2 separate regions of the Homo sapiens genome follow, and region 1 is linked to region 2. A link is a loop called in an ENCODE intact Hi-C map of the cell type or tissue named here. Cell type or tissue: heart left ventricle. All regions are shown on one strand. Links, peaks and the distances in the headings refer to the core of each region. The heading gives the core; the rest is flanking DNA.

Region 1 (8,322 bases), core at 247-8,246, 240 kb after region 2:
AGGCCGTCCACAAAGGGCAATCCCCACACACCCAGCCAGTCCCCCTCACCAGAGCCTTCTTTCCCCTCCTCTCCTCCCTCACCCTTTCTGTCCACTCACTGCAGGTGCTCCCCACATCCCTGCCTCCCAGCTCACCTCAAAAGGGGCTTCCAAGGAATAGTCAAAGGACAGAATGAGGTCCACTGCTCTCTGAGGCAGCAGAGCCAGTGGGAACGGAGAGTTGATGGCAAAGCCTCCGTCCACCAGGTACAGGCAGTCCCGCATGGGGGTGAGCTGGTTGGGGAAGGCGTCCGGGTGTGTGTCTGCAAGGAACCCATGTGTACGCACAGGGACGAATGCAGTTACTCTTGCTAGCAACCGCTTCTGTATTTGCATTCACGTTTGCCTTCTCTCTGTAGAGTTCTCTCTGACAGCCATGGAGACTCCTGCCCCAAGCCCTTGGCCCTGCCTTCCAGCTTCCAGCAGTATTTAGAGTCGCTCCGCATCAGCCCATAGGCAGCAGGAGACCACACCTCAACCCCCAGCCCAAAGCCAGCACTGGCTCCAGTGAGCCAGAGGTGCAGGCAGGAAGGGAAGCCCCCCATCTCCCACCCAAGGCAGCACCCACCTTTCCAGGCCACGAACTCCCTGCCAGCCACATAGTCCTTGTGCAAGCAGAGACCCCGGGTGAAGTTAAAGCTCTGGGCGGAAGTGAAGCGGGAGGTGAATATGTCCAGCACAGCCTGGGAGAAGGGCCCCTGTGGGGTGAGGAGCCTCGTTCGCAGCCTCGAGGGGTTGTGCAGCTGAGGCTTCTGGCAGTCGTCTAGACAGGGGCGGGACAGTGAAATAGAGGGGAAAGTGGCATCCTCCTTTGCCCAGTGGTCCTTATAGTTCAGGGGTGCCCCTCCCCAACAGTGAGCCCTCCCCACATCCCTCCTCCTCCCTGACCCCACCTCCCAAGCCTCTGACCAATGCTTCATTGAACCACTTTGAAACGACTTTTTCTTTTGTATCCTCTATGTTTTGAAAACTGCCTACAGCATTTACTAAATAATAATTTATCTTTCACCCTTCCTAAAATAAAGTTTGAGTCTACAGCTTCCAATCAGAACTTCGTCCATTAAACACTGACTGAGCAATTACTATGCCCAGCACTGCACTAGGCATGAGGGCTGTGAAGGTGAACGGGACCTGCCCTGGCCCTCCCAGGTGCACGGCCTACTTGTGGGGGAAAGTCACATAAAGAGAGAATAAATGATGACAATGCTCCGGGGTAAGGACGACGACAGGGATGTGCACATGGTCCTAGGGGACCATGGTGGTAAGATTCTCAGGCATCCTGGAGGGATGGAGTGGAAAAGGGATGTCTGAGAAAATGACATCTGAGCTGAACTGAAGAACAGAGCAAAAGTGATCCAGGGGAGAAAAGCGGGAAGGGTGCTCTGCACCGTGGGGCCCCCATGAGCCATTTAAGGACCAGGCTGAAGAGGGGCAGACAGAGTATCAACCCAATACCCAGTAGTCCTGCACCGAGTGGACCTAATTGGATCCCAGAACAGAGAACTCAGAGGTGTGGCTTGATCATACCTCTGGGCATCTAGACACCCTAAGCTAGAAGTCATTTCCTCAGGACTTCCCCGAATCCAGTGGGACAGCCAAGTCCTTCTCTGTCCCCTCCCTCATTCTTCTTGTCTCTGCCAGGGCCCTGTTGCTGGAATGTGGTGTGGGAGGGGCTCGGGGTCGCTACCCTCACCTGTGATATTCACACTGCCTCTGTACCACTCCAGGAAGCTGAGGCCCGAGCCGGCGGTCTTTAGGAAGATCTCATCCAGGCTGGTGGCAAAGGCGCTGCCCCACATACCTAAGGAGACAGGCAGGCCCCCACCCCACGTCAGGGCCTGGCCCCGGCACCTGCCTGTCCCCAGCCCTCCAGCCTCGACTCACCTTGCAGGTAACAGATCCGGGGTTCAGGCTGGAGCTGCAGCAATCGTCCCATGAAGAGTTCTGAGCCGAAGAGCTCGGTGGGAACATAAGCCCCGTACTTGGGGAAGCCAACCTCATAGGGCGTGAACTCGCACCACTCTAGGGGCCCGAGTGAAGGGAAAGTCACCAGGGGCTTCCCACCACGGTGCTTGTGCCCAAGCAGGAATCTTAGCCTTGACAATGACAGGAAGAAGCAGCAGCCCCGCTGTGCTCCAAGGTGCCTGTGTGCAACCACCTCCTCTGGGTACCCTGATCACCCTGGCCTCTCACCTCCTCCTCCCCACCTCCTCTACCTCCTTCCTTCGTCTCCACACCCAGGCACCTGCAAAATCTTCCCCACTCAAGTTGGTGCGGACGTTGACACTGGTGTAAATGGGGTAAGGGTTCTGACCCTGGCGGACCGCCTCCTGTTGGTCAGACAGCTTGGCAGGGTTCTCCTGGGCAGGAAAGAAGGGAGGCAGCTTGGCCTTTCAGGAGTTCCATTCCCCATCCCCGTGGCCTGGGGCCGGCACCCTGCAAGGCGTGGTGTGCCCACAAGAGAGGCTTTGGGTCGCCAAGGCCAGTGCTGTAAGGACAGCCCTCTGAGGGACAGGCTTCAGGCCGCAGCCAAGGGGAGCCCACAGTGGGTCTGTACAATTCCAGGGACTATGGGAACACCCTCCCTCCTTCTTTACTATTCAAAACAGCGTATCAGAACACCAGGGAGTCAGGGTGACATGGTTAAAGGAATCCTTGAAAAGCCAGTCCAATTTCTTTAAAAAATAAATTACTAGAAAACGTGGATTATTTACTTAGAAATGAGAAATCACTTGTGATATCCACCCACAACTGATCTCCACACACGGGGTGGTGGGGAGCAGCTCCGAATCTTATCGCCTGGAACTGCAGCTGGGTCTGAAGTTCCAGGAGCAGCCAGGCGGAGTGAGTTATGGCGGAATTGGCTGAGAAGTGGGTGTGGCGCTGGGCCTCACTTCCAGGTGTGGGCTGAAATCACTTTCAAAACATCCTGAGAACAACTAAAATCACTCTCTCTGGAAGGGGGGCCGAGGCATGGGTGTGTTTGAAAAGCTGCGCCGGTGATTCTAATATGCACCCAGAGCTGAGCGCTGCGGACCAGGCTCCTCCTCCCCAGGGGTTAGGAGCTAGGGAGGCAAAATGGTACCAGCCCACCCTGGAGTCACACTCCTGGCCCCAGGGGAGCCGAGAGCTCAGGAACAGCTTTGTAAATCAGATCTTAGCCTGAGGGATGAGGCAGAAGCAAGGGGCGGGTGGAAGGAGTGGAGAGGAGCCTACGTATTTCCTTCTGGCTCTTCTCTCACCTCCTGGTACAGGAGATACTCAACAAGGAGGCCCCAGAGGTCGATGAGGGACACGCTGTGGCCACTGCGCTCCCGGACCCCCAGTTCCTGAGTGTAGTACTGTAGCCGCTCCGTGGACAAAGCTCCCATCTTACTGCTGCAGACGTGAACCTGGGCACGCTCAATGGGGCCCTGCAAGGCCACCTGGGACCAGGCTGGGTCCCTGTAGAGTGTGGAGATGCACCTGGGGATTGGAGGTGTGCCTGAGTCAGGGGCAGGAGAGCACAGCCACGGGAGAGAGGGGTGCAGAGTCTGTGAGTGGCCCTCCACCCCCACCACTTGCACTGCTGCCCTGCAAACAACCCAACTCAGAGGGGCGCTTGGGACTCAGCCTCTTCCTGCCCCTCCTAACACCCTGGGAGGCAGGATCCCAGCCCCTCAGGGACTCCTTAAGATCACCAGGTCACAACCCCACACTTTGTGGGGTCTCCTTTACCCTGTGCCCTGCCCCCACCTCACTTACCAGGTAGACCCAGAGACCCCACTCAGGTAGGTCACAGTGTCTAGAAGGCCGAGCTCCTGCAACCCTGCCAGGCTGCCGTACAGAGAAGACATGGCTCGGGTTCCACCCCCGGAACCCAACACAGCCACTACAGGCACCTGGGTACAATAATAACAAGGATAACGACTCCGACTACCACCGTCATTGACGTATTACTGCCTATACATGTAGGACATTATTCTAAGAGTCTTACACGTATTATCTCATTGAATCCTCACAGCAACCCAATGAGAACCCCATTTTCAGCCAGGCACAGTGGCTCACGCCTGTAATCCCAGCACTTCGGGAGGCCGAGGCGGGCGGATCATGAGGTCAGGAGATCGAGACCACGGTGAAACCCCGTCTCTACTAAAACTACAAAAAAATTAGCCGGGCATGGTGGTGGGCGCCTGCCTGTAGTCCCAGCTATCTGGAGGCTGAGGCAGGAGAATGGCGTGAACCCAGGAGGCGGAGCTTGCAGTGAACTGAAATTTCACCACTGCACTCCAGCCTGGGCGACAGAGCGAGACTCCGTCTCAAAAAAAAAAAAAAAAAAGAGAGAACCCCATTTTCCAGATGTTGAAACTGAGGCACGGGAAGGTTAAATAATGTGCCCAAGATCATACAGTTAAGTGATGAGCTCTCACACCTAAGCAGTATGGCTCCAGAGATAGCCCTTAACCATTCGACCTGGAAGATATAGACCTGGAAGGTATATCTGATTCCCCAAAATCAGCTACAGCAGGTTCCTCTCAACCGTGGCACTCTCGATATTCTTGACCAGGTAGCTCTTCGCTGTGGGGACTGTCCTGTGTGTTGTAGGATGTTTAGCAGCATTTCTGGCCCCCTCTACCCAGTAGAAGTCAGCAGCCTCCCTCCACCTCCCCTTTCCCCAGCAGCAACAATGAAATCGATCTCTACACATGGATGAATGTCCCCAGGGGTGCGGTGGGGAGGAACTAAATTGTCCCCCGTTGAGCACCACCGAGCTAAAGTGACAAAGGCCAGCAAGCAGCCTAGACCTGCCCCCAGGCACCAAAGGTGCCCAGAGGTTTTAAGGTCTCAGGATCGGAGGTGCCTGAGGGGTCAGAGTCCATGCTTTTGGTTGCTTAGCTTTCCCAGTAAGATTTGGCTCATTCCACTCTGGATTTTTGTTCTTTTCCCTGTTCTCTTTTCGTCTCCTGTCTTGAAAAAATGCTCCCTGGCCACTGCTCACAGAAGGCGCTGTCGCTTCAGAGTGCTGGATGAGACAGAGCAGACACCTAGCACAGAGAGGGCATACATATTGCCCCAATGAACGATCTAGCCTTGTCAGCGCTGGGCCACAGTGATAGCGTCTCCTGAGGACTCAGGCAGCCTGGAGGAAGCCGGCAGCCTATTCCTGATCCCCTGTAAGTCCCTCTCTCAGCACGCCTTTCCTCCTGCCTCCTGGCCACAGGCTGGCTGTCTCTATACCCAGAGGATCCCAGGGACCCCCCAACCTCCACATCCCTTTGATCACATTACAGACTCAACTGTCCCCCTCCAAATTCCTGTGTTGAAGCCCTAACCCCCAATGTGACAGTATTTGGAAACAGGGCCTACAAGGAGGTAATAAAGGTGAAGTGAGTAAGGGTAGGGCCTTCAACTGATAGGACTGGGGTCCTTAGAAGAGGAGGAGGAGACCCCAAGGCGCACGCTCTGCACACATGCACAGAGGAAGGGCCACATGAGGACATGGCGAGACAGCTCCACCAGGAAGAGGAGAGGGAACCCAGCAGAAACCAACCCTGATGATGACACCTTCATCTCGGACTTCCAGCCCCTAGAACTGAGAGAAAAGTCATTTCTGTCATTTAAGCCACCTAGTCTGTGGGGTTTTGTTACGGCGGCCCACATAGACATCCAGCTTTGGCCAGGGCCGTTTGGCCCTGGTCCCATATGGGGTCCTAGCTCTGCCGATGGTGCCCACAGCTCAGGTGAACAGGCCAACCTCCTCTGGCCCCTCTTAGCCATGCTGGTCCTCTCAAGGGAAGAGACTTGATTTAGTCCTAGAGGCTCTGGGGTCCAGCTCCTCCTCCATTACGTACCTGGCCACTGTCCAGAGCCTCACTCAATCCCAGCACTTGCTGCAGGGCCTTGGACACGACCTGCTTCCTCCTGTCCAGAAACTCCTGCTCCCCGTCAGAGAGGTCAAAGCCAAGGCGTAGGTCTAGGTCCCCGGAGCTGCCTCAAGTAGGGTGGGGTGGCGGTGGGGGGTTCTGGGTGACTGTCCAGTGGAGGAGAGCCTTGGGCCCAGCCCAGGTCTTTCACAGGAGCAGGTCCAAGGGATCCGCCCACCAGCACCAGAACCAGGGAGGGAAAAATGTCATCCCCACCCCACGGCCTGAGCTTCTTGGGCAAGAGAATGGAGCACGTTGGGGTATGTCCCCGCACTTCTAGCCCAGCCCCAAGAGGCCTTCTGCCTGGAGTCCCACTCACCTCATTTCCACCTTCATGCTCAGAGCCACCTCCTGGCCCTGAAAGACACAGCAGCCCCAACCCTGAGTTCTCTGGGCAGGATTCTCCCAGGGAAATGGCTCCCCCACCTGCAGCCCTTGCTGCCCTGCGATCTCTGGCCCGATGTGGACATCATAACTGACCTCTGGACTGACCTGATCCAGCCACCCTCTTGGGTCCCTCCTCCAGACCTCTCTTGGTGGTCACAGAGAGCAGGCAGGGGTCCCTCTGGCACCCAGACAGAGCCTTACCTCCCCCAGGGCCACAGAACACTGTTCCTCCTGGCCTAGGGGCAGAGAGGAGAGCAGGATGCCCCCCTCGCCCAGCTTGCTGGTCTGAGCCTCCAACTCTGCGCTGGGGCCACTCTGTGGAAAAGAAAACACCCAAGAAGCTCTCCAGCAGGGAAGAAAAGTCTCCCCCAACGTGGCCCTGGAACGCCAGTCTGGGCTGAGTTGGATCTACCGACCATCCTGGCGGCGCACTCACCTGCACAGCTGCCAGCAGCTCCATCAGCTCCACGTGTAGCCTGGAGCTCAGCACTGGGTTCACGTGGAAGGTAAAGGTGGGTGGGAGGCCTGGCTCTGTGGGAGGCTGCAGGGGCAAGAGCTGTGGCTTCTCGTAGGCTCCAGGCACTGCCAGCTGGAGCTGCCTAGAGCCTGAGAGCAGAGGGCCCAGGTGGGTGCGCAGGTGAGGGGGTGGGTCTGTGTCTCTGCGGCTTATGCTGGCAGCGCCCCAGCAGCAACCCCTCCCTTCTCTTCCCCTAGGAAATGCCAGCTCTTATCGCCCGCTCTCTCTTGAGCACTGCTCATAGAGAAAGCCTCTGGAAGGACTCTTGGGTCCTCTAGCCTGCCCTGGTCAGAACTGGGACTCGGGAAGGGTGGGAAGCACACAAATGCCTGGAGGGGAAGGCAGGGAGCGGGGAGGGAGAGGGGCCCTGCCCAGAGCCTGTGGGGCTGATGATTTGAGATGATTCTATGTTTATCATAAGAATGAGCAGTTTTCAGGCAGTGGTTTCCCGCTTGCCCCACTTCAGCCTCTTTACTCATTGTGTTGGAGGTTTGTGGCCCAAGAGAAAACCAGTAGGCTGCAAGTTGTTCTGGCCTTTGTTTCCAAGTGTAGAACGTTGGGAGAGGAAGGTTTGTAGAGGCGGGAGGAGGAAGAATGGGATGCGTGGGTACAGAGAGATGCACGTCCTGGAGAAGCGGCGGAGGGCTAGCCCAGACTGGAAGATGAGGCCCAGGCTGGGAGGAGTGAGGGGGTGGGCTTGTGGGCTCCGGAGCTCCCTGCCCAGCTTCCCAGCAGCTTTCTGGGGAGGAGGCCAGACCCCAGGGAGAAATGGCTGCACATGACATCCGGGCAGAGGGGGCCGCAGACAGCCTCCCAGGAGTCCCAGCCCCTAACACAACATGGAAGCAACAGAGACCCAAAGTATGCGAGGACAGCAGACACTGAGGGATGAGAGGTCCAGAGGAGTCCCTGCCCTACAGCCCCTCCTTGCACTAGATGAGGCCCGGAGACTCGACATGACCAAGTGTGGGGAGGGAATTCAAGAAAATAAGGAAAGTGATATTTTATTCATGCCAAGGCCTATGGACTGAGATGGAGACGTGCTATTCATAAGAAGAAACCATATAATCCGTGGTTGAGAGAAGCGGAGTGTCACCGACCTGGGTTTGACCCTGGCTCTACTACTTACTGGCTGTGTGCCCGTGAGCAAGTGTTTTCTTTGGGCCTCAGTCTCATGAATTAGAGGATACTGATTGTGCCTGCTTTACAGGGTTGTTAGGAGGATTATAAGGCACATTAAAATGCTTAGCCCAGGGCCTGCCTCAGAGTGAGCACTCAGGGTTCCCTGGGCAGGACTCATCCTGCAGGCTCAGGCTGTCAGCACTGGAAGGGGCCTTTGCTGTCACACAGCCACTGCTGCTATCCCACATCTGGACTTCCCTGCCTGGGTGGCTGTCCTCTGTGGCACTGGGTTTGACAACCCCAGTTCTTCATTTCCCCTGTATTCTCATTCTGCCATGTGACTTCAGCTCCTCC
Region 2 (8,322 bases), core at 124-8,123:
CTCATTCACCTGTGTCCACAGGGCCGAAGACACTGCACACACTAGGACAGGATTTGATTGAATTTAAATCCTGCCACCCACCAAGGAGACCTCGGGATATTTAATGTTTGAGGGCCACACTAAACGATCACTGCAGAGAACCACCTCTTTTCTTTACTGTAGTTTAAGTATGATAAGTGGGCTTTGCTATTACTTATTGGAAAAACCAGTAAGAAAAGCTAATTTTCAGGCTTCAATGTGATTTGACATGCAAACGGGAAGTTTTGCCAGGGGTTAATAAAGGTTGTGAATTCCAAATTCCTAGCCGAATATGGCTTTGCTGGTAAGCCCCCTGGAAGGGAGGTTGGGAGGGCTGACCAGATGGTCATCGGGGCACTGGGATGGAGGCACGCTGGGGCCTGACTGCCTGCTCTGCTGGAGACTGCAGAATGGATGGCAGATCCACAGTGCATCCCCCTTCCAAACCCAGGAGGCATCTGTCGCCTTCTCTTTGGTAGACAGTCTGGAGACAGCAGAAACCCTCTGCTCTATTTTTTTGCCACTCTAAATATAGCAGAAAACAAAATAAAATAAATAAGATAATCTTTGCTGCCTCCAGGTGCCCTCTGAGGGACAGACAGCTGCTCCAGAGTTGTTCATGAGGACAAAAAGCCCAGGCAGCCTGGAGACCCAGCTGCTCTGGGTGAGCCTTAGCTCACTTCCTGTGGTTCCTGGGACTTACCAGGCCCACCCCCATGCGCATTTCTCCAGGCAGGTTCTGAGGACTCTTTGGACAATTTCTCTTTCTTCTCAACCCTTCAATCTCCTAATCCACCCCCCTACCCCCAATATTTTCATAGAAACTAAGGGAATTTTGGAGGTGAAAGAAGTCATCTAGTTTCCAGTGTCCACCCTCCCCATTCTACAGATGGGGAAACCAAGGCACAGAGAGGGCAGTGCCTTGCCCAAGGTCATTCGGTGAGTCAGTGGTGGAGCAGGCCTGAGGCCCAGGTCCCCCAGTTCCCACCCCGTTCTGCAGCCCACCCCTCAGTCGGCCTTGGGCAGGGACTTCCTGTGCGAGGGGGGCACGAGGTGGGGGGGCAGGCTGCTGGGCAGCTCGTAGCCGTCGAGCTTGATCTTGATGAGGTGCTTGGCCAGCGCGAACTCCTCCTCATCAAGCATGCCGTCGCAGTCGCAGTCGGCCAGCTTCCAGATCTTGCCCAGGACGCTGTTGGGCAGCTTGGAGGTCACCATCTCCTTCTTGGCGTTGACACCTGATATCTTGCCATTGATGGGCGACAGAGTGTAGAAGAGCTCGTCGTAGACGGGCTTGTCTTTGGCCACGACCCACTCCTCCTCGTCGGCGCCCTCCTTGGCACCCTCCCCGTAGCCCTGGTTGAAGGGGCCCTCGGTGGTGCCATCGAAGGCGCCGCCCTGCACCAGCTGCGTGGGCGTGCTCGTCTCCTCCTGGCTGATGAGGTTCATGAGGGGCGAGATCTTGTTGCTCAGCATGTTGTCCACTGCCTCGATCAGCTTGGGCTTCAGCGAGTGGAATTTGGTGAAGTCATAGTTCTCAAGCTGTTCCTGCAGAAGGACAAACCACAGGATGGGTTACATGTGGTCTCTTCAGGGGGAAACAGTTGGGGGCCACTGGAGGGAGACTAATTCTGCCCCAGGCAGACGTCCCACCCACTACTCAGGAGTGCACTCTTTGGGAGCTTCCCACATCCAGATGTACCACATATAGGAGTGGTTGTTTTGGAACAAGAAACAAGTGTTTTTCCTATGGCAGCCAATCTCTGCTGGTGGCCGCATGAGCGACAGCAACCTCCGAGGACTCTGAGAAACCTTCTTTCACCTGCCTTTTTAAAAATGCTCTAGAGTTAGTATTCTATTTCTCAAGGGATTTCACTACACACTTCAGCCGATCTTCATAGCAATCCTGGGAGGAAGGAGGGGCAGGCATTTAGAACCACATTTTACAGAGAGCTGTGAGGGGCTGTCTGGCAGAGTCAAAGCAGAGCCCCTGTCTCCTGGCTCTTGACTAATGCTCTCTGTGCTGGAACACAGAGCTGTGACAGAAGGACTATGTTTACATAAAACAACTAATTAAATACCTTGTTTTCGGAACACGTAAAAAAATGTAGTGTAGGACAGCTTCTTAGTGGCTCTAACCTCTTATGAATGAGCTGAGGGCGCTACTCAACAGGAACCCCGTAGGACCAGCCCCACCAAGTACGGCCTGACCAGGGGCACCTGTGCTACCCCAGGAAGGTATCGAGGCAGGGCCACGGAGACCTTGCATATACAACATAATCATCATGAATCCACTGTCATTTCTAAAATATGGACAAATAAGCAAAAGCTGGAACTTGTAAGAGCAGGGAGTAGGGCTGGGGAGCACGAGGGAATAAACGTAGCTGGTAAGCCTGAGTATCACTGGCCAGGTCAGGACATATCTTAGCTCTACCTGTTGAGTGAGGCAGCCTGTCAGCAGACAGAGCAGCAGAAGCACAGGCTCTAGAGGGGGCCTGGGAAACACTGTGACTGCCCAACCAGGCTGGGGCAGACTACAGGATGCCACAGAGGCTCTGTGGATGGCACCGTAGAAACTGACCTTCCTACCTTGGTTCTCCTTGGTTACTCCATCCATCCATCCATCCATCCATCCATCCATCCATCCATCCATCCATCCAACAACCCACCTGTCCAACTAATCCTCCAACTAACCATCCATCCATTCAACCAACCCTCCATCCATCCATTCAGCCAACAATTCATCCATCCATCCACCTACCCGACCAACTTTTATTTGTCATTTACTCTGCACCAGCCCCTGTTCTGGGGCTTGGGGATACAGAATAAATATGAAAAGCCATAATTCCTGCTTTAAATGAGCTTATGTTGTAATGGAGGAAGGATACTCCAATTGTTTAAAAAAGGACTTGACATAACACAGTGAAAAGGATAACATGAAATCTATAAAGTCATTAGAAAGAAAAAAGCCAAGTCATTAAAAGGGAGAGAGGGGCCAGGCTCAGTGGCTCACACCTGTAATCCCAGCACTTTGGGAGGTCAAGGTGGGAAGACTGCTTGAGCCCAGGAGTTCAAGACCAGCCTGGTCATTAGACCCATATATATATATATACATATGTATGTGTATACATATATGTATGTGTGTATATATATGTATGTGTATATATATGTATGTGTATATATATGTATGTATATATATACATATGTATATATATATGTTAGGGAGAGGAAGGGAATAATCACATCAGATGGCTAAGGTTAAGGAAAACTACCGCCTGTATAAGGAGAAGAGCTCAGTTGCCCAGGGGGACCCCTGGGGACCCTCACTGTCTAAGGAGAGAAAACACTTGTTTATTGCAAGAGACAAACTTTCTGTGGCTCTGAACTGCGAGAGTTACCTAGAGCTTTACATGACAGGCTTCAAAGATCTGATGAAAAGTGTCTTCAACAGTAGTTTTATTAAATAAATGCAGAAATGTTCCAGGTATGGCAGGTTTTATATGTGAAGTATTTCTGTATGTACAGTTCTAGAGGGGGCCAAAGAGAGGCCATGCAGGTGTGCAATTTTCTGGAGATGAGGCAGGGAGATTTGCAAGGAAAAGTCAGACCTCGCTGTTTTGGACAGAAGCAATGTGACAGGCTGCTAGGAAAAAAAAAAAAAAACTTGGTGTTATCATAAATATCATGCTTTCTTGTAAAAAAAAAAAACAGAAAAAACTGGTAAGCAAAACTAAAAATTTAAAATAATTTATAATCTCATCATCTGGCAAAAACCTCTGCTAGCATATCTGGGCATGCATTTCTAGCCATTAACATACATACACACACACACACACACACACACACACACACACACACTGAAACAATACCACACTCTTAACAAATAATATGTCATATATTTCTGTGGTATTAATTTTTACATAACCTTTCTCTTAACAGTTACAGAATATTGAACTTAGACTGTAGAGCTGGGCCATTCTTAATTAACCCTGTCCCCTATAGCTGGACACACAGGTTGTTTCCAATAGAGAATCAAAATCATGGTCTCTAGGGTGGCAGGGCAGGAATTCTGGGCTGACATTTGGAAGGGGATTCCTGGGTGGTAGTTGGTGGGGGGACAGAGCTGAGAAATATCAGCTAAACGGGCTGACATTTCTCTAGGGAAGGGACTCTGACATATTCTCAGGAAGTAAAGTCAGCAGCCATCAAACCATGCAAACCCAGCGTGTGGCCCCTGCTCAGCTCAGAGCAGCGGGTACTGCAGGCCGGGTCTCTCAAACGCAGTCACTAGCATGTCACTCCTGACATCAGCACCAAACAATGCGGCCTGCACTTCGGGCTCCTGCCACCAACATCTCAATGGGCCAAGGAGATGGAAAAGAGAACGCTAAGCAGGTGGAGGAGCAGGCGTCCCCCACAAAAATCCCAGTGCTGCTGGGTCAACGAGTTTGGATTCCCCGGGTGCGTGAACACCTACCCCATTTCCTTAAGAATGAGCCTGCGCTCAGAGCGCACACAGAGCCCCTGTGTCTGGCCCAGCAGACAAAGGAGGGTGATGCCTGCCCAAACTTCCCACCAGCCTGCAGGGGCCGTGGATTCCGACTGCAGAGCTCTGGAAAACTGGCAGGGGGAGTGGCCGCATATTTGCAGGGGTGGACAGGAGGCAGCAGTTATTCCTGTCCTGGGAGGCAGGCAAGAAATAAACCCTCCATTCTCATCCCTGTGGTCCCCCCCAGGCTTGACCGGGGACTGCGGGGGCACCAGTTAAACCATCATCATGTCACTCCTGACATCAGCACCAAACCATCATCATCCCTGCCCTCTGCCACGGTGAGTCCAAAACAGTTCTTATTGGGATGAATACACACTGGGGAACTTAAAGGTATTTGCCCATCAACAGTTGTATCCACTAAGCCAGGACCCTGGAATTGCTCCCTCTCAAGAGGCAAAGGTCAGTTCCCAGCCCCGTCTCTGGTGGGGCTGTCCCTTGCCCATTAATTGCCAACATTAACCAGAAGAGTTTTCAAATCCACCAGAGGGTCTGAGCAGATGGGGCTGACTCTGCTGCCCTCTGCTGTTGAAATGCTGCCAACTCATGAGCTGAGGGGTCCAAATTCTCCTTCCAGTCAGAGGAGCAGAGTCAGCAGTAACGGTGGCCCTTCGGGTGCTCATCTTGTCCTGCAGTATTAACACTGTGCTGTCAGTCACGGTCCCTCCCCAGAGCGTGCCAGGCACGCACAGGCAGCCACACAGGTGGGTTGCAGGGCCTGTCCCAGCTCAGGGAAGGGCCTTCAGAATACACTCTCCTCTCACTGCTACAGCTAAGAGTCACTCTGACCAGCTGGCTCCATGAGAGAACAGGGAGAATAACAACCTAAAGCTGGCATCAGCGAGCTCTCTGCGTGACCCTGATATGTGCAAAGATCACAGTGTGGTCACTTCTAAGCGTATGTCCCCCCTCTGTCAAGGCCTATGTTACAGAGGATGTTAGACTTTAACAGCCTCAGGGATGGGACAGGCCCTAACCCACACACGCGCCCCTCAAAGCTTCCGGTGACAGCAAGCTAGCTTGCAGTATCAGGTGACACTAAGCATTCCTGACAGGCTCCAGGCTGCCTTGTTCCTTGGGGATTCTCCGAAGGAATGGGGTGATGTGACTGGGCCTCAGCCTACTTCCCAAGGAGGCCTCTTCCTGCAGCTTCTAGGGGTTGGCACGGGGAACCCCTGGTCTATAAGCCCTGTGGGAATCGAGGCTGCGTCAGGGCCTGAGAGCCTGCTGTGATATGGCCTTACACTAACTTACTAATTCACTTGGCTTGTGTGAATTGAGCACTCACCACGTCCTAGATGCTGGGGATATGGCAGTGAACAGGGCATGGGTCACTGACCTCATGGAGCCACAGACTTACGTGGGAGAGAGATACTAAATATCAGACATCAGATAATTCAATTACATGGAAGCACAACAGTGCTCATATTGTAACAAGAAACATGTGTCCTTACAGTGGGGTTGCTGTCAATTATTTTTACCCCCATTTGTTCATTTTTTCTGTTTTTTGACAGGGTCTCCTCTGTCGCCCAGGCTGGAGTGCAGTGGCGTGATCATGGCTCATAGCAGCCTCGACCTCCGGGCTTAAGCCATCCTCCCACCTCACCCTCTCAACTGGCTGGGAACACAGGCATGAGCCAACCACACCTGGCTAATTTTAAAATATTTTAATGGATATCGGGTCCCACTATGTTGCCCAGGTTGTTCTCCAACCCCTGGACTCAAGCAGTCCTCCCATTTCAGACTCCCAAAGTGCTGGGATTACAGGCGTAAGCCACTATGTCCAGCCTCATTTGTTCATTTTTTTGTGTTGATTTATTCCAGGGGCCTAGAACAGTGATAGCAGCAGGAGGCAGAAAAATGCTGAGGCAGATAGGGGTGGGTCTCCAGTGAAACCCTATCTTCAAGCCAAAGGCAGTTTAAAGCCTGCAGGCCAAGCTACAAGTCAAATCCATGGACTGGATTGAGAACCTGTCTTTCCATTTGGCTGCTTTTCTTTGATTGATCCTCACCCTTCACCTATTTTACATATACCTACCCTTCCCTAATTGTTTTTACACTGTTATGTCCACCTTTGACTGGTGCCTTTGTTTTAACCTTTTTTGCATACTCACAAATCAATCAGCATGCACTCCTCTATCCTGTGCCTATAAAAACCCCAGACTCAGCCACACTGGGGAGATGACCTGACTTCAGGAGAGACAACCCAATCTTCCCATCCCCTCTTCACTGAGAGTTGTTTTGTTGCTCAGTAAAATCCTCCACCCTCATCACTCTTCAATTGTCAGCATGACCTTATTCTTCTTGGATGCAGGACAAAAGCTTGGGACCCACCAAACGCAGGTACCCAGAAAGGCTGTAACACTGGCCCTCTGCCCTCACCATTGCAGGGTAGCCGTGCCACTCAACAGAAGCAGTGGTGGGGTCGAGCTGGACCGGAGCCATGGGCCAGAGTGGGGCAAGAGGGTGACTGAGCTGCTAACATGATGCACAACTAAAAGAGCTAATTAGCACACTGTAGCACCCCCTCTGGGGCTTTGGGGTTGCGGGCATCCCTGCCTGGGCACTGCCACGTTCCCCTTGGGGTGACACACCTGGTCTGGCTGCAGACCATGCACAGAGCCTGCTCCTATGTCAGCACTTGGAGTGGCTGGCTGGATCCTGCACTTGCTTGCTCACCCACCTTCCGTGGTGCTAAGGTACTGGGCATAGACCTGAGTCCAGGTGATTCTCAGCAAAGGCTTGGCCCTCCTTGTACCCTCCATCTCAGTGGGCCATGGCTGCTCCTGAGATCATGCTTTCCTTGTTGCCTTCCCCCAGCTCAGAGGACCCTGGGTGTCTTCTGACCTGGCCAGCCCAGGCTAGCTTTGTCATGAGTAGCTCTGGTCCCAGAGCCTGCTCCCTACATTATCGGGCTCACAGGGGACCAGCAGGAGAGGCCTGGCAAGGGAGGCCTCTGTGGAGCCCCAGGGCTCAAGAGCAGCGTCTCCCTGTGGCAAGGCACTGTAGCAACTTCAGGAAGCCAGCGAGGCACAGAGGCCCCAACTGGGCCACAGCTCAGGCTCTGTATTTCTTTATAACTTTCATTTAGGTCAAGAAACCAAGTTCCCTTCTGAAATATCTGAAGGGTACAAGGAAACAGCTGTCTTACTCCTTGGTCATGGGATACAGGGCATAACCAGGGGTGTGAATGGGGAAGTTGCCCAGGGAGACTGCTCCTGGAGGCCACAACAGCCCTCCAATACCACCTGGTGACCAGAAAAACCCAATTCAGCTTGTGAGCACAGGAATACCCATTTCACTGCTGGAAGAAAAGAGACATTTCTCTGTTGTGTGTGCGTGTATATATTTTTTTGAGACGGGGTCTTACACTGTTGTCCTGGCTGGAGTGCAGTGGTGCGATCTTGGCTCACTGCAACCTTCACCTCCAGGGCTCAAGTAATCCTCCTACCTCAGCCTCCCGGGTAGCTGGAACTACAGACATGCACCACCACACCTGGCCAATTTTTTTGGATTTTCTGCAGAGACGGGGTTTCACTACGTTGCACAGGCTGGTCTCTTGACTCCTAAGCTCAAGTGATCTGTCCGCCTTGGCCTCCCAAAGTGTAGGGATTACAGGTGTGAGCCACTGCGCCCAGGCTCTGTGTGTGTGTGTGTGTGTGTGTGTGTGTGTGTGTGTGTGTGTGTGTATATATTTATTTATTTTTTGAGATGGGGTCTGCCTGTGTCACCCAGGCTGGAGTACAGCAGTGCGATCT

The links. Hi-C counts contacts between places; a loop is a spot of excess contacts. Peaks named below come from ENCODE experiments on the same cell type or tissue, not always from the same donor. Only the 100,000 strongest peaks of a DNase experiment are listed, where the experiment ranks them.
Region 1: a loop joins it to region 2, with 6 times the contacts of the local background. A loop is called at or near these places in 2 of 110 quality-filtered maps.

Annotation. Positions count from the first base shown.
Region 1 is chr15:42,143,843-42,152,164 of GRCh38, forward strand. PLA2G4F (phospholipase A2 group IVF) reads right to left here. Exons shown (of 20, transcript NM_213600.4): 8 at 6,766-6,935; 9 at 6,531-6,644; 10 at 6,262-6,299; 11 at 5,871-6,006; 12 at 3,784-3,920; 13 at 3,282-3,504; 14 at 2,285-2,399; 15 at 1,924-2,061; 16 at 1,733-1,840; 17 at 608-802; 18 at 136-302. Among named protein-coding and RNA genes, the nearest start is that of PLA2G4F, 8.6 kb to the right of the region's middle. RefSeq lists enhancers at 2,191-2,691, 5,873-6,660 and a silencer at 6,799-6,951. In heart left ventricle, for the core only: no CTCF peak of the experiment used is centred there; no DNase peak of the experiment used is centred there.
Region 2 is chr15:41,899,619-41,907,940 of GRCh38, forward strand. EHD4 (EH domain containing 4) reads right to left here. Exons shown (of 6, transcript NM_139265.4): 6 at 1-1,563. The coding sequence ends at 1,027. Among named protein-coding and RNA genes, the nearest start is that of SPTBN5, 9.7 kb to the left of the region's middle. RefSeq lists enhancers at 4,006-4,510, 4,511-5,014, 5,336-5,405. In heart left ventricle, for the core only: a CTCF peak has its summit at 5,097 (motif pointing left); a DNase peak (open chromatin) is centred at 5,174; H3K27ac peaks cover 1,119 bases.